Linked DNA regions of Mus musculus: region 1 is linked to region 2. Evidence: chromatin contacts called from ENCODE Hi-C or POLR2A ChIA-PET data. All regions are on one chromosome and are shown on one strand. Each heading gives the region's core, a stretch centred on a gene start or an enhancer-like site at or near the end of the contact. The rest is flanking DNA. Distances are from core to core; before and after follow the strand shown.

Region 1 (7,219 bases), core at 3,995-6,494, 38 kb before region 2:
ACCTCAAGCCACGCCCCCCAACAGATGTCCACCATTGACCAGATGTCCTGATTTCTAACTCTGGTAGCATAAGCTCCATCCCATAGAACAGTGAAGTCTTCCTGAAGTTCCTGGGTTGGATCCCCTATCTACCACATGGAAAACTACATTGTGTATGGCAATCAAACAAAGGCAATCAAACTCAGAAGTCTCCAAAGCCAGGAGAAAGGGGTTGAGCAGTTTGATATCATGTGTGATTAGAGGCTACGCTAGCTCTGGAGCCTTGGATCCCATGGCAAAGCTTGGAAAGCTAAGGCAAGACCTTCTTGACCTTTGCATCCAAAAGAAGGCATGCTGAATGGACCACATATCTGCCCTCCCTCTTGGCTTGAATATCTTTAAGGAAATTCTTATCTCCAAGAACTTGGCTGGACTCTCTGACTCTCTATTCTAGACCTATTCAAAGCCAGGAGAAAATTTTATCAGTCAAGCTTGATGCTGTATGCCTATATAACCCTAGCCATTATGGAGGGAGGCAAGAGAATCATAAGTTCAAGGCCTCTCTTGAACATAGCAAGTTCAAGGTCCATCTGAGTAGCATTGTCAAACCCTATCTCAAAATAAAAACTAATTGGGGCTGGGGGGTGACTGGAGAGATGGCTCAATGGTTAAGAGCACATACTGCTCTGTTAGACCAGAGATCAGTTCTCAGCATCCATGTTATATAGGTTATAACTACCTGTAATTATACCCTCTGGACTCTATAGGCCCTTGTACTCGTGTGCACATACCCATATGTAGAAACATACACACACAAAATTTTATTAGAAGATCTTAAAGTGGATCGCCGTGATGGAGCAGGAGCAAGGCCCTGGGCTCAACTCCAGCGAGGAGCTGGGAACCCATAGCAATAAGGGGTTTATATTTTGTGTTGTTTTATTTCGTTTGTTGGTTTGAGTCAGGGTCTCACTAACTCTGGCTGGGCTGAAACTCACTGTGTGGAACAGGAAAATGTCTATCTCCCAGAACCCACCTCCCTGACTTCCAAGTGCTGGAATTAAAGGTAGGTACTACCACACCTAGCTCATATCAAAGGCTTTTTGAAGAAAGCTGCCACCAGTAGGAGAAGCGACCAGAGATGACTTAAGAGAAGTATCTGTCGCCATCACTGGTCTTCCCCAAACTCCAGTAAACCATGAGATGGCCCCGTTCTACTGTGTACCCTCAAGTGGCTGAGATCTTTAATGTGCCGTTCTTGCATCGCTTTTGTTTTGTGCCCCTCCTCCCCCTCCAGCTAGTCTGAACAGCCCATAGTATCTGCCAGAAGCTCCGGGTTCAGGCTTTACCATATCACCATTCCAGAAACCTTGCAGAGAGGGGACTCTCTGGCACCTGGGCTTGACCTCTGGGACCAGAGCCCTATGCAACCTCAGACAAGATCACCACACTTCTCTGTGCCCAAGGAGAGCTTATGGTCTGCTACATACTCCTTCAACATAACAACCTGCCTAATATAGAAATTTCTTGAACTAGAAGAGCCTAATTTGTGCTTCTGAGAAAGGACCAAAAAATGTACCTCAGAAAAAGAGAATCCAGTTCAATTTCCAGGGTGGTTCCAACTTAATCTCCCCCCAATGCTTCTGCACCTACAAGTCTACACACATGTTCAGAGAAACCACAAGCCTGAGGGTCTGGTAACTGGGGACCTGCCTGGGGAATCCCACATATTTTTCAGACTCTCAGGTCTAAATCCTCAGAAGGGGAATGATTCTGATGCTCTAAGGCCTCTGGGAGCCTCCGATTTGGAAGAGTAACCATCTATAGTTGAGCGCTCAGGAGAAGCCAAGACTTCAGGCACTAGAAATTGAACATTGTAAATGTCCCTTCCCTAGCCACATAAAGAGATGTTTATAAATGACTGATACTAGGTACCAAGACTCCCAAGTGCAAAACAGACCTTGTGTACCGCTCCCAAAATATACTCCACAAATCCCCTCTGTGGTTTCCGAGGGCAGATGATATCATCATTTCTAAAAGACGACTCTGGACAGGAGCTACAAGCCCCAGCCCAGCAGCTGGAAAGGAGTCTCCATTGGAGTCATCCAGGACACGGAAGAGGAAGTAAGAGCTGACCCCTGGCCAGTGGCCTTGTTTTGGAGAGGAAACCTCCTTTATCTTGGGAACTGCAGGGAAGCCAAAACTCAGTTTGAACTCCCTGGGCGTGAGGGCTGCAGAGAAAGGGGCCAGGATGGGATCAGAAACTGAGCCTGCAGGAGGCTGCCCGAAGGAGGCCTTAGCAGAGGATCCGCTTAGAGAAAATGCTGGAAGCAAAATCTGTGGACTACATGGGCCAGTAAAACTTCAAATATTGAAATCTGAGGAACCAATGTAAGGCTGCCAAGCTTTTGGTTTTTGCCAAATAAGGAAATCATAAAGCCCAATACCATCTCTCCTCACTGTCCACCATGAAAAGACAGGAAGCTGTAACCTCAGGATATTGTAACACATCTCGCATCACAAGAGAAGTCCTTCACACGAAATACAGTTTGCTTTCAAAAAGAAGAGGAGGAAGAGGAAAAAGAGGAGAAGGAGGAGAAGAAGGAGAGGAAAAGGAAGAAAGGGAGGAAGGAAAGGAAAGGAAGAAGGAAGGAAGAAAGAAAGAGAAAAAGAAAAATACATTCTCTTTGCTTTTCTTAATTCATCTTATCTGCCATAAGCCAAAACTTGAAACCTTGGGACTCAAAGGGCAGATGACCTCTCTATGACTGTTTTTAATTTGAGCATAAGAGTTAAGAAAAAAGATCCTAAACTTTGGAGATTTTGGCCTCCCTTGGTGCTGGCCATGGGTGGGGGTGGAAACCACAAGCATGTTAGCTTAGCCTCTGGGAAGATACCACTGCCAACTACAGAGCACCAGGAAGGGTTTGGTAACTTTATGATTTAATGTTCACCGAGGCTCCCTCTCCACCCTGGATCCCCATGCTTCTATGAGACTCTAATTTTATTGTCCTCTTTACATTTTAAATAATTCAAGTTGAAGACAGAAAGACAATTTGGCTGAGGTGATAAATAATACCTGAGATATTCAGTAGGCTGTGGGCGTGGCTGTGAGCACCCCATCAGCAAGACACAGTTGGAGGCCACAGAGTAGGGCTTCTCCACCCAAAGGAGTGTTTTCTACATTTGGCTGGGGTGGGGGTGGGGGTTGGGGTGAACCAGCAGAGGGAGGCACATAAAGAACGGAGCTGACTGACCAGAGGGACGTGCACCAGGACCAGCACGTGATTAGGAACTGGGTTAGGAACTGGATCATGAGTTTGCTGCTTCTTCCCACCGACTCACAGAGGGCAGCCTCTCTCAGCTCCTTCTTCATCTGCACCGGGGGAATAGGTGCTCCCTGCATTATTACAGGGAGCCCCATGAGGGTCAGAGTCGGCTCCCTTCCACCTTTACCCATCCTGTACCTGATGCAGTGCCAAGAGAGGGAGAGCTGAGAATGCATGTCCCGCACTGGCAAGGACAGCAGATGAACACACATTGCTGATGTCCCGCACGGGCTAGGACAGCAGAGTAGACACACATTGCTGTGGCTCTGAGCTGGAATACTGATACAACCAATGATTGTTGCTGCTGCCTGTGGGCCAGAACCCTACACGGAGGCTTCTACCAAGCAGTCAATACTGGAAATTCTATTTAGAAGAAGCTGGTGACATAAATGAGAAATATTTTCTTTAAATTCCCACAATTTAAAAAATAACCACACCACACAAACTGCTAATTACACTGTTACTGAGGGGCAGTGTGCTTGGCCCATCCTATCCCCACCCCAAGGCACTGAGTTCCTGTTTTTGCCAAATTCACACTGCCTATCACACACTCAAACACTGATTTCCTCAAAGGCAGCAGGCAACCCTGGTTTTCTCTTCCAGATTACATCTCCACAGGGAGCCGAGAACTCCTGGGCGGTTGCAACTTTAGAACATCCCCCAGCACCCCCTGATATTCATTTCCAACCACTCCAGGTCTGTCTCTAGCTCTTCTAATGCATATCTCATCACCCCTAAATCTACTTTTCAAATCCAACCTCCATGTTCTCGCTGAGCCCCATTCATCCTGGCCCACCCACCATCCCAGCCAGATCCCGGCTAAATCCTGTCTCACAGCATGTGCTGCCCACAAGGCCAGTTACAGCTCAAATGGGCCCTGGCAGCAAACCAAAGCCGCCTGCCCATCAACCTCTCTTAGGTAGTCTGCCGAGTTCTGCCTCTTGCGGCTTGATAACACGCAAACCCAGAACAGCATTCAGCCAGCCTCACCCTCCGCCTCTAATCACTTTCCCGTCCAAATATCCATATCCAGGCATAATGCCAGCCCCACCCACCTAAGGCATTGGCCTCCCTCCTGCCCTGCACTGAGAATAAAGTGCTCCTGGCATTTGTCTCTCACAGCTCTGACTCTCCCTGCTGATTCAAAGTAACTGTACATGGAGATCGTGCCGGAAGCCACTGGTTAGTTTAGCTACACCAGAAGGGAGCCAAGTGCCTGCCACACCAAAGCTCTCCCAGAGACATGAGTTCACTGGACACTCCACTACAGACCCACCTCTGTAAGGCCTCTCTCTGATCCCTTACTCCGAGTACATCGATATCCATATTTCATTCCAAAAATGAGATAGCTCCATGGGAGGCCCCAAGGTCGAGGGATCCAGGATCGTATTTGTTAGGAGAAAAGTGGGGACACCTGAAAGGGAGAGGGGGTAAGGGAGAATGGACACCCCTTTACGGTGACATAGTCCTCTCTGATGTTCCCTGGAAGGTTTGGGTAGCCCCAGTCCTTCCTAGCTAACACTTCCAAGCTCCCTAATTTTACCTTTTATGCTGAGAGTTAGAGCCCAGCTGAGAGACGCAGAGCACTCGCTGACTGAGAAGAGGAGAAGCAGCACTCCTGTTGCAAGAAATGTGCCCATGGTGGCAGCTGTGACAGCTGCCTCGGCTTCAGCTCCCATGAGAAAGAGAAGGAGCTTGGGATGAAGAATTTTCCCCAGCCTTCAGGCAAGGCTCTCGCATCAGAGCTCTTGCTCTCCCCTCCCTCCGGTGTTAACTGAAGAAACACTGGCTGAAAACCCAAGAGAAGAACTCTGAAAAGGTGATATGTGGAGTCTGGAGCTGCAGGTTGGCTGGGTCCTACATAACCTAGCAGGGCCCTGCTCCCCAGCCTGCCGCCTACTGCCCACCTTGCCTTCCGGTGCTCCTGGCTTGCTCCCTAGTAGCAGACAGCCCCCTAGCTGCAGTAGCTCCTGAAAGCAAGCCCAGCCAACTGAGCAAGCACACAGACAGTCCTGCCAGGAGCTGTCTACCGCTTTCTCAACCCCAATCCCCACCAGCAGTTCAGGTCCTGGTACCAAAGTGGTCACAGCCATAACAATGCAGGCCAAACTCCCAGCTTAGGAGCAAAGATTTTGAGATTTGTTTTTTAAATCATTCTGGTAGAAGATGTGGGTCTGACATACAGAAGTTTTAAAATACACCTTTCTCTCCTCTCCTTTTCCAATGTTCTGCATAGCACCCTCAGAGGGCCACCCCCTTCCCTTATTTTGGCACAGACAACCCAATCAGGAAACATGAGAATGGCAAAAGATGGTAGCAGTCATGGTGACAAATGTAGAAGCCAGAAATGGAATGGCCTGGCAAAGCTGGAGAGGGACTGCCAGCCCGACTTGGCATCCTTGGTTGGCAGAAGGGAAAGAGAAAGCTTTAAAGCCCAATACTCTTACTTGCTGACTTTGGGGAATGGTCCCTTGACTTCTGAGTCTAAATGTCTTCATCTGTAAAATGATGTTAAGGATGCTACCTCAGGGTACCGGTTCAATAAGAGAAGGTGTTGCAGGCAGGAGGTGTACATCAGACACTCAGCAGGTATCCACTGTCCCTCCCCATCACAATGCCACACCCGACTTTATTGCTTTTCTTCTGACTCAGGAGAGACCAGTCAACAGCCTTACTATTTACTGTTCCCTCAAGGCTTGGTTTCCTGTTTCTCTGTCCACTTTCTGACATCCAGCCTGGTGACCTCTGGAGTGGCCCTGGCCCAGTCGGCACAATGCAATGCTTCATTTCTGCTGAGGGAAATATTTGATCTGTAGGCCAAGGTGACAGACTCAGGTGGCTGACCTCCTTGCCACTGTCTCTCATGGGCTCCATTTTCAGGCTCCACGCTTGATCTCCAGGAGCACAACTTCCTATTCAGCATTTCCAGGGCAGCCAGGCTTCTCCTTAAACTTAGCCTCTCTAAAGTCAAATGAAGCTTACCCACCCTCTGACAATGGTTGATATGGCATGGTCTCCAAGAGATAGTGAGTGGAAGGTGAAGTGAATTTAGCATTCTACTATTTGAATTCAAATAATGGGGTGAGTGAATGGAGACCCCAAGAACTTGTGCATACTGAATAAATGTCCTACCAATGAGCTTCATCCCCAATACTGGGTTAAAAATGATTATGACTACTGAGATGGCTAGAACTGAAGTCAACAAATGTTAGGTTAAAGGGTAGATGTCAACCTCCAGGGCACAGAGTCTCCATTGCACCATATCAGCTTTCCCAGGGTAGGGAGAGCAGCAGCAGACAGAAATGGGACAGCATGGGAGTGTCCACAAAAGTCTCACTAAGACCTGAATTTCAGGTAGTTTTTATGTGTACAAAATAGTGTTCAGGGGCTAGAGACATGCATGGCTCAGTGGTTAAGAGCCCTGGCTGCTCTTGTAGAGGACCAGGGTTCATTTCCCAGCACCCACAGAGCTGCTGACAAAATGATAATCTGGTTTTGGTGGGTTTCCAGGTATTTAAAATATAAACACCACTGTTACCTTACAGAGCACACAAAATTAGATAGTAGGCTGTGTTTAGCTCACAATCATACTTAGCTGACCCACTCCTTAACTTAGTGCATCTTCTGTATCCTAGGAAGAGCATAGTATGCACAGGTAATGAAGGCCATTCTAAGGGGACTGGGGTAGATCTGAGGTAGGCAAAAGGGAGGTTTGTTATGGAATAATCTCTCTCTCCCTCTCTCTCTCTCTCTCTCTCTCTCTCTCTCTCTCACACACACACACACACACACACACACACACACACACACACACCCAGCACCCACATGAAACACTGGGCATTGGTGACACCAAACTGTAACCCTAACGCTGGCATGGTAGGAACTGGTAGCTCCCAGGGATTTGCTGCTCACTC
Region 2 (6,830 bases), core at 1,647-4,146:
AAATAGTCTAGAAGAGCAGACATTCTCTCTCCCTCTCCCTCCCTTCCTCCCTCCTTCTCCTGCTGCTCCCTCCTTCCCACCAGGCTTGGTTTTGTCACACCCTCCCTATCAAGATGAAGTTGAAACCTTGAGACAAAATAAAGTGACTCTCTCCAAAGTTGTTTGCACCAAGTATTCTATCCTTACGACACAAAGTCCAGAACACCATTCAAATCTGTCGCCTGTAGATGCTGAGCGCATTCACAGCAGGCCCTTGCCCCACCCAACCTCATCTGGGCCACAAGGCTATCGGTTGGAGCCATAAAGGGAATACACCCAAACCGTAAGATGTGTGGGCTGCAAACACCTGGCCCACTCTGTTTACAAAGGGCAAAGTTCCCGTGGAAAGGGAGGGCTCGCCCCACCCATTCTTTGAGTGCCACCCACAACCTAAGAGGAAAGCAGGTCAGAGAGACTGAGAAACAGGCCGAGTTCACAAAGCTCACAGTTCAAAACGGAGGCCAGCAGTATGAGTTTCTCCACGTGCTTCTAAATCCTTCAGATGAATATGGCCAGCATTCTGCCTACGTATTCCAGAGCCCCATCCCTCCAGCCCCTGCTAACTTCAACCTCTAGGTTCTGAGATCTCCCATAGAACCTGGCTCGTGGTGGATCCCACACACTTGGGCTTCTTACTGGTCAGCACCGTCATGGCATTGTACAAAAGAGCGAGAAAACGACAGGATGTTTACTCCGAGGCCTGGTGGAAGCCTTTTCTGTCAGAAATGTCTCCCAAAAGCTGGACACCCATAGGCATGGTGCCAAAAACTCAACAGAGAATCTGTGTTCCATTACATTCAACTGAACCTAGCAAGCAAAAGACATTCTGGATAAGATTGGGTGGGGCAAGGGTCTGGATGGATGTTTACTGCACAAGGCTAGCCCTCCTACTCACCTTCCCCACCTGACTCCCCTCACACAAGACCCAGATTCCTTCAGCTTCCTCTTTCTGTATCATTCCTAAACCCACCCCTTCACACCCCAAGACAATAGACGAAAAGCACCCCAGTTCTGGATGCACTCCAGGTCCTCTCTCTGTATCTATCACTGGGTGTGGTGGTTTACAACTTTAATCTCAGCACTTAAGAGGCAGAGACAAGCCAGTCTGTGAGTTCAAGGCCAACCTGGGCTGCGCTGTGAGACCCCATTTCAAAAAAGAAGAGAAGAGAAGAGAAGAGAAGAGAAGAGAAGAGAAGAGAAGAGAAGAGAAGAGAAGAGAAGAGAAGAGAAGGGAGGGAAGGAGGGAGAGGGGAGGGAGGGAATAGCTCAGGATGACAGACTCAGTACATTTGGTAGTTTGAATGAAAATGGCCTCCATAGGCTCTTAGGGTGTGGCACTGTTAGGAGGTGTGGCCTTGGTGGAAGTGTGTCACTGTGGGAGGGTTTTGAGGTTTCAAATGTTCAAGCCAAGCCCAGTGTCACTCTCTCTTCCTGTTGCCTGCTGATCCAGAGGTAGAACTCTCAGCTCCTTCTTCAGCACCATATTTGCCTGCATGCTGCCATGCTTCCTACCATGATGATAATGAACTAAACCTCTGAACTGTAAGCCTGCCCCAATCAAATGTTTTCCTTTTTAAGAGTTGCTGTGGTGGTCGGGCAGTGATGACGTATGCCTTTAATCCCAGCACTTGGGAGGCAGAGGCAGGTGGATTTCTGAGTTGGAGGCCAGACTGATCTACAGAGTGAGTTCCAGGACAGAGAAACCCTGTCTCGATAAAGAAAAAGAAGAAGAAAAGAAAAGGGAGAAGGAGAAGGAGACGAGGACGAGGAGGAGGAAGAGAAGGAGGAGTTACTATGGTCATGGTGTCTCTTCACAGCAATAGAAACCTAACAAAGACAATAGACAAAGAATAGACTGTGAACCTGAGCAATATACCTGTTGAGGTCCCAAGTTGGGGACATGCCTCTGTGACCGTAGCAGATAGAGTGACCGCTGACCCTTGGTTAACCTCACAGATAGGAGCCGCAAGGTCCGGACAGGCAATACTCGGTGTGGAACGTAAGAGAGAGCCTGGGGTTCCTTGCAGCCTCTCTGTGTTTCTCAAACTCCATGTGGTGACTCACCAGTGGGTGTGAAATCAAGAGAAGGGTCAAGGCTATATTTAGAAAACGGTGTGGGGAGCCTTCCTGGAATAGAGCAGGAAGCTGTGGCAAGTGAAGGTAGCATGCTTGTTATTAGAGAAGGATAAATCTCATATCGGCTTCTCAGCAACATCCCATTAGGCGGCACCTTTCAGACTTCCTTAACTGTGTTCAGAGTTCTCACCTGTGTGACTTGCTCTCTGTCCTCAGCAGATTGGAATGCTAAGCTCCTTAGGAGTTAGGAGTCACATCTCCCAAGTGCCAGCCCCGATCCCAGGCTCTACCACCAAACTAGGCTCAGACCAGGAAAGCAGGTGACAGTCTAGGAAGTATCCACCAATGAAAAAGATTAAGGTGGAAAAAGAGGGGACCCACCATGGACAGATGGTGGGGATTCCCATCAGCCCCTCCACTGCAGACTGAGTAGTTATGCGGACTCCCATCAGCCCCTCTGTTTTACAGATGAAGGGGTGGGGAAAGAAGAGCTAGGACTGAGACCTGTGTTTGTATGGCCCTTGCCAGGAAACTCATACACATGTGGGAACATACATGTGAGGGCAGAGACAACACAGCATCCTGTTTTTGCCTTTCTCAGGATTTTCCAATTCCCTAAAGGAAAAAGAAGGCTGGGCACACCCATCTTCCTCTTTGTCCCACCCTATATCCTTCTCCATCTCTTTTGAGGTTGATTTTTTTTTCTCCCTAGCTCAGTACCCCCTCCCCCAAATACCAGCCAACTGGTTACCCAGGCAACTCAGCTGGGAGGCTGCCAGTTACCGTGGCAACCCAGCATGGCCACCGGGCTGTCTTGCATAGGAAGGTCAGGGGACCAACCAGGCTACCAAGCAGCTGGGAGGTTGCTAACAGGACTGGCCCAGGCTGAGAGGCCTACATGCCTGAGGGAATTAAGTTCCTGCTGTCTGGGACCTCTGTTTCCCATGAAGCAGCCTCCTCCAGTAAGGAGCATGAACCACACGCTAACCTCCCTGGTTCTGTCACCCAAGCCTGATCCTGCCAGCCAAACTTTTTTTTTTTGGGGGTCTCTTCTAGTCCTGGTTGGCCTGGAGCTCACTATGTAGAACCCTGTCAGCCAACCTTTTAGGTTTTATTTGTGTGTGTGTGTGTGTGTGTGTGTGAGAGAGAGAGAGAGAGAGAGAGAGAGAGAGAGAGAGAGAGTGTGTGTGTGTGTGTGTGTGTGTGTGTGTGCTCGAGCGCACGCTCTCTTTCACACATGTCACAGTGTGCATGTATAACTTAGAAGGCAGGAGTCAGTTTTCTTTCTTCCACCACGTGGGTCCCAGGTATGGACCTGAGATTCCTAGCCTTGGGAGCAACCCCTTCACTTGCCAAGCCACCCACCACTTTTTTCACTGTCACTGTCACCTCTCACAAGAAACAGTTTCTCAGACTGAGTAGCCACCGGCTGCTGGTCAGCCTGATTCAGGATTCCCCTCTTCCCAACACGCGCAGAAGTCAGCGTATTCGCAATATAAGTGTCTCTACGTGTACTCTCTAGTTCTTGCTACGCTGGTCACACTCTGGGTGTTATTGGTAAAGTTACCTTGATGGAGTACAAGTGTGTTATCTCACTTTGCATATGGAGCCACCAAAACTTGGAGAAATCCAGGGACTTGCACAAGGTCACAAAGCTAAGGTATGGACAGACTGACATCCTGAAACCCCTTGAGTGGCTTACTCCACCCCTCTCCCACCCTGCCGCACCTGGCTTTGGCTACTAGACTTTTTAGACATTAAATGATTATTTGGAGGCTGATTCATCACTCACACTATGCTTCATCTTCACCTCTAGGAAGAGGTCTTTCGTGTTCTTGCAGGATAGCTTAGAACCGAGACCCAGAGGTGTTTTCTGTTTTGTGTTTTGGAGACAGCATCTTGGTATGTAGTCCAGGATGGCCTAGAACTTGAAACCCCCTGAGTGTTGGGATTAGAGGGATGCACTATCACACCAGACTCTAAAACCCAGAGATTTAAAGAAACTTCCCAGGGTACTGAAACTATTTGGGAAAATCTTTACCTGTGAGGATCACCTAACAGGAGTCTCTTTCTGAGCCACGCTATAGAACAGTGGTTCTCAAAGTGTGGGTTGTGATGCCTTTGGGGTCAACTAAGCCTTTCACAGGGTTCAATTGAGACCATTGGAAAACAAAGGTATTTATATTACAATTCGTAACAGTAGCAAAATTACAGTTATGAAGTAGCAACAAAAATAATTTTATGGCTGGGGATCAGCACAACATGAAACTGTATTAAAGAGTCAGAGCACTAGGAAGGCTGAGAGCTGGCTCAGTGGTTAGAGCACTGACTGCTCTTCCAAAGTCCTGAGTTCAAATCCCAGCAACCACATGGGTGGCTCACAACCATCTGTAATGAGATCTGGTGTGTCTGAAGACAACTATAGTGTACGAATGTATATTAAATAAATAAGTATTTTAAAAAATAAGAAAAAATGGCTGAGAGCCACCACTGCTACAGAATATGATTCACTCAGAACAGTCATTTGCCCATCTCCTGCTCCCTTGTAAGACCTTGAATTTTTTTTTAACAATATTGTGGGACCCTGACTTGGGGAAGTTAAAAAGAAAACCACTTTTGCATCCTAGGACCACAGTGGACTACTCCCACCCCAGAGATGAAAAATGTCAGAGGGACTGGAAAAAGAGAAGCCTGGATTCCCTGCCTATCTGTGACTCTAGCAGGTCCCTGAGCACTGCAGTCATCATCTACCAAAACAGCTGTGTGTCCCCACTACTGTCCTTTCATATCTGCAGTGACATAGCCCCAGGTTCAGGTGAGGCAAACAGGCCGACTGCAGTCTCCAGACAGCCCCTGGTGTTCACGAGGACCCAGAAAAGAGGCAAAATCAAGAAAATGACCTCAACACCAGAGCCGGGTTGAACTTAACAAGCTAATTGCTAGCATTTGACTAATTAGAAGCAAATTGGCACTGGCAATTAGAGGTGCACGATCTTCTCAGGTGATGGTAGTCAGACTCGGTAGACAGTGACTTCAGCAATAAGGAGAGACCTCCGGTCATCATGCACTCTGGGCCAGCTCCCTCAAGTGCAGAGTCTCCACGCACAAATGAAACCATGAAGAGCCCTAAAGTCTGGACCGATCACCCTGTCTCCTACCGGCACAGGTGTCTCCATACTACCCGGAATCCACGAAATAAGGACCAATGGCCACAGGTCTACAGAGATAAGCAGGTCACCTCAGAACCAACTTTCCCAACTGCATTCCCGACAGCCCACCTGTCTGGCTTCTGAGTGGTTGCACAAGAAACACAAACATGACATTAGTTCTTGCTACTTCTGAAGGGGTTTGAAACAATGAAGAAAAGCAAGTTAACACCATAAAAGATGTTATAATTTATTCAATGGTGATCATGCCATACAATTGTGTGTGTGTGTGCGTGCACATGCGCGCACATTCCTGAGAGTGTGTACACTCCTGTTTGTGTATGCCTGGGAGTGTGTACACTCCTGTTTGTGTATGCCTGGGAGTGTGTACACTCCTGTTTGTGTATGCATTAGTGTGGAGGCCAAAGGCCAATATTGGAAGGCTTTCTCTACTGCTCTCCACCTTATTTTTTGAGACAGGGTCTCTCTCTCTCTCTGCATCTGGAGCTCAGAACTTGCTTAGACTTGCTGGCCAGCAAGCTCCAAGAATCCTCTTATTCCCCCCCCCCCGCCCCCCAGTGCTGATTACAGACACATGGATGTGCTCTCCTGCTCCACACAGTAAACACGGCCCTGTGTGAGCCATCTCTATTCCCCCAGCAAGTGTATTCTGTTTTAAGAAAGATTTATTTTTATGAATTTTTTTAAACTCCTGGGGGAGTCTGGGTATGTGCACGTGAGAGCAGGTGCATTTGGAGGCCACAGGTGTCAGGTCCTCCTGCAGCTGGAGTCACAGGTGGCTGTGAACACCTGAAGTCAGGGCTGGGAACTGAACTCCAGTCCTCTGAAAGAGCAGTGCAAGCCCTTAACCACTGAACCAGTCCACCAGTCCTACAAAATGCATTCTTGTACAAAACTGCTAGGAATGTAAATGAGTGCTTTTGAATGTAGAATCTGGCAAACTTTATCCAAATATTTTTTAAATACGCACTTATTTTATTTTTAGAAATGTTTCCAGAGGAAAACATCATTGACAAGTGTAGTGATTAGAATATGTATATATTCATTATATCTTTTTTTAATAAAGGGTAAAGAAAAAAACAAAATATCTACATTCAACATAAAGGTAAAAAATTAGAACAAAAAAAAAGAAAAAGAAAAAGCCGGGCGTGGTGGCGCACGCCTTTGATCCCAGCACTCGGGAGGCAGAGGCAGGCGGATTTCTGAGTTCAAGGCCAGCCTGGTCTACAAAGTGAGTTCCAGGACAGCCAGGGCCATACAGAGAAACCCTGTCTCGGAAAAAAAAAATTAGAACAAACATGGAACGAAACATTAAGAAACGACTTTAAAATATTATAAAAAATAAGAACATGAGAGGTGCTTATACGACAACAGCATACAGCTGGATCAAAAAATTGAATGGTTTAGGCCTATTAGAGCATACTTTGAATCCCATCTTAGGAGGCAGGTGGAGGCCAGCCTAGTCTATATAGCAAGTTCCAGGCCAGCCAAGCCCACACAGTGAGACCCTGTCCCAAAACAAAACAAACAAAAAAAAAAAACAACAAA

What was found. A loop is a pair of places that touch in the nucleus more often than their neighbours do. ChIA-PET counts read pairs that join two places held with the same protein, here RNA polymerase II (POLR2A).
Region 1: a map of gastrocnemius shows a loop between it and region 2 (2.6-fold over the local background). The contact joins two enhancer-like sites. A Hi-C loop is called at or near these places in 11 of 37 maps with a recorded cell type or tissue (Patski, adrenal gland, gastrocnemius and 2 more). POLR2A ChIA-PET finds 5 or more read pairs at or near these places in 1 of 5 experiments (Patski).

The regions. Positions count from the first base shown.
Region 1 is chr1:133,224,200-133,231,418 of GRCm38, reverse strand. It overlaps a transcript of Plekha6 not described here. Among named protein-coding and RNA genes, the nearest start is that of Gm51648, 14 kb to the right of the region's middle. Within about 2 kb of position 5,244, at least 3 of the 3 ENCODE cell types and tissues checked have a DNase peak (open chromatin) inside an H3K27ac peak, as active enhancers do; they include gastrocnemius, where a contact is called at or near this core.
Region 2 is chr1:133,184,242-133,191,071 of GRCm38, reverse strand. It overlaps a transcript of Plekha6 not described here. Among named protein-coding and RNA genes, the nearest start is that of Gm51648, 27 kb to the left of the region's middle. RefSeq lists an enhancer at 1,579-5,092. Within about 2 kb of position 2,896, at least 1 of the 3 ENCODE cell types and tissues checked has a DNase peak (open chromatin) inside an H3K27ac peak, as active enhancers do; it is gastrocnemius, where a contact is called at or near this core.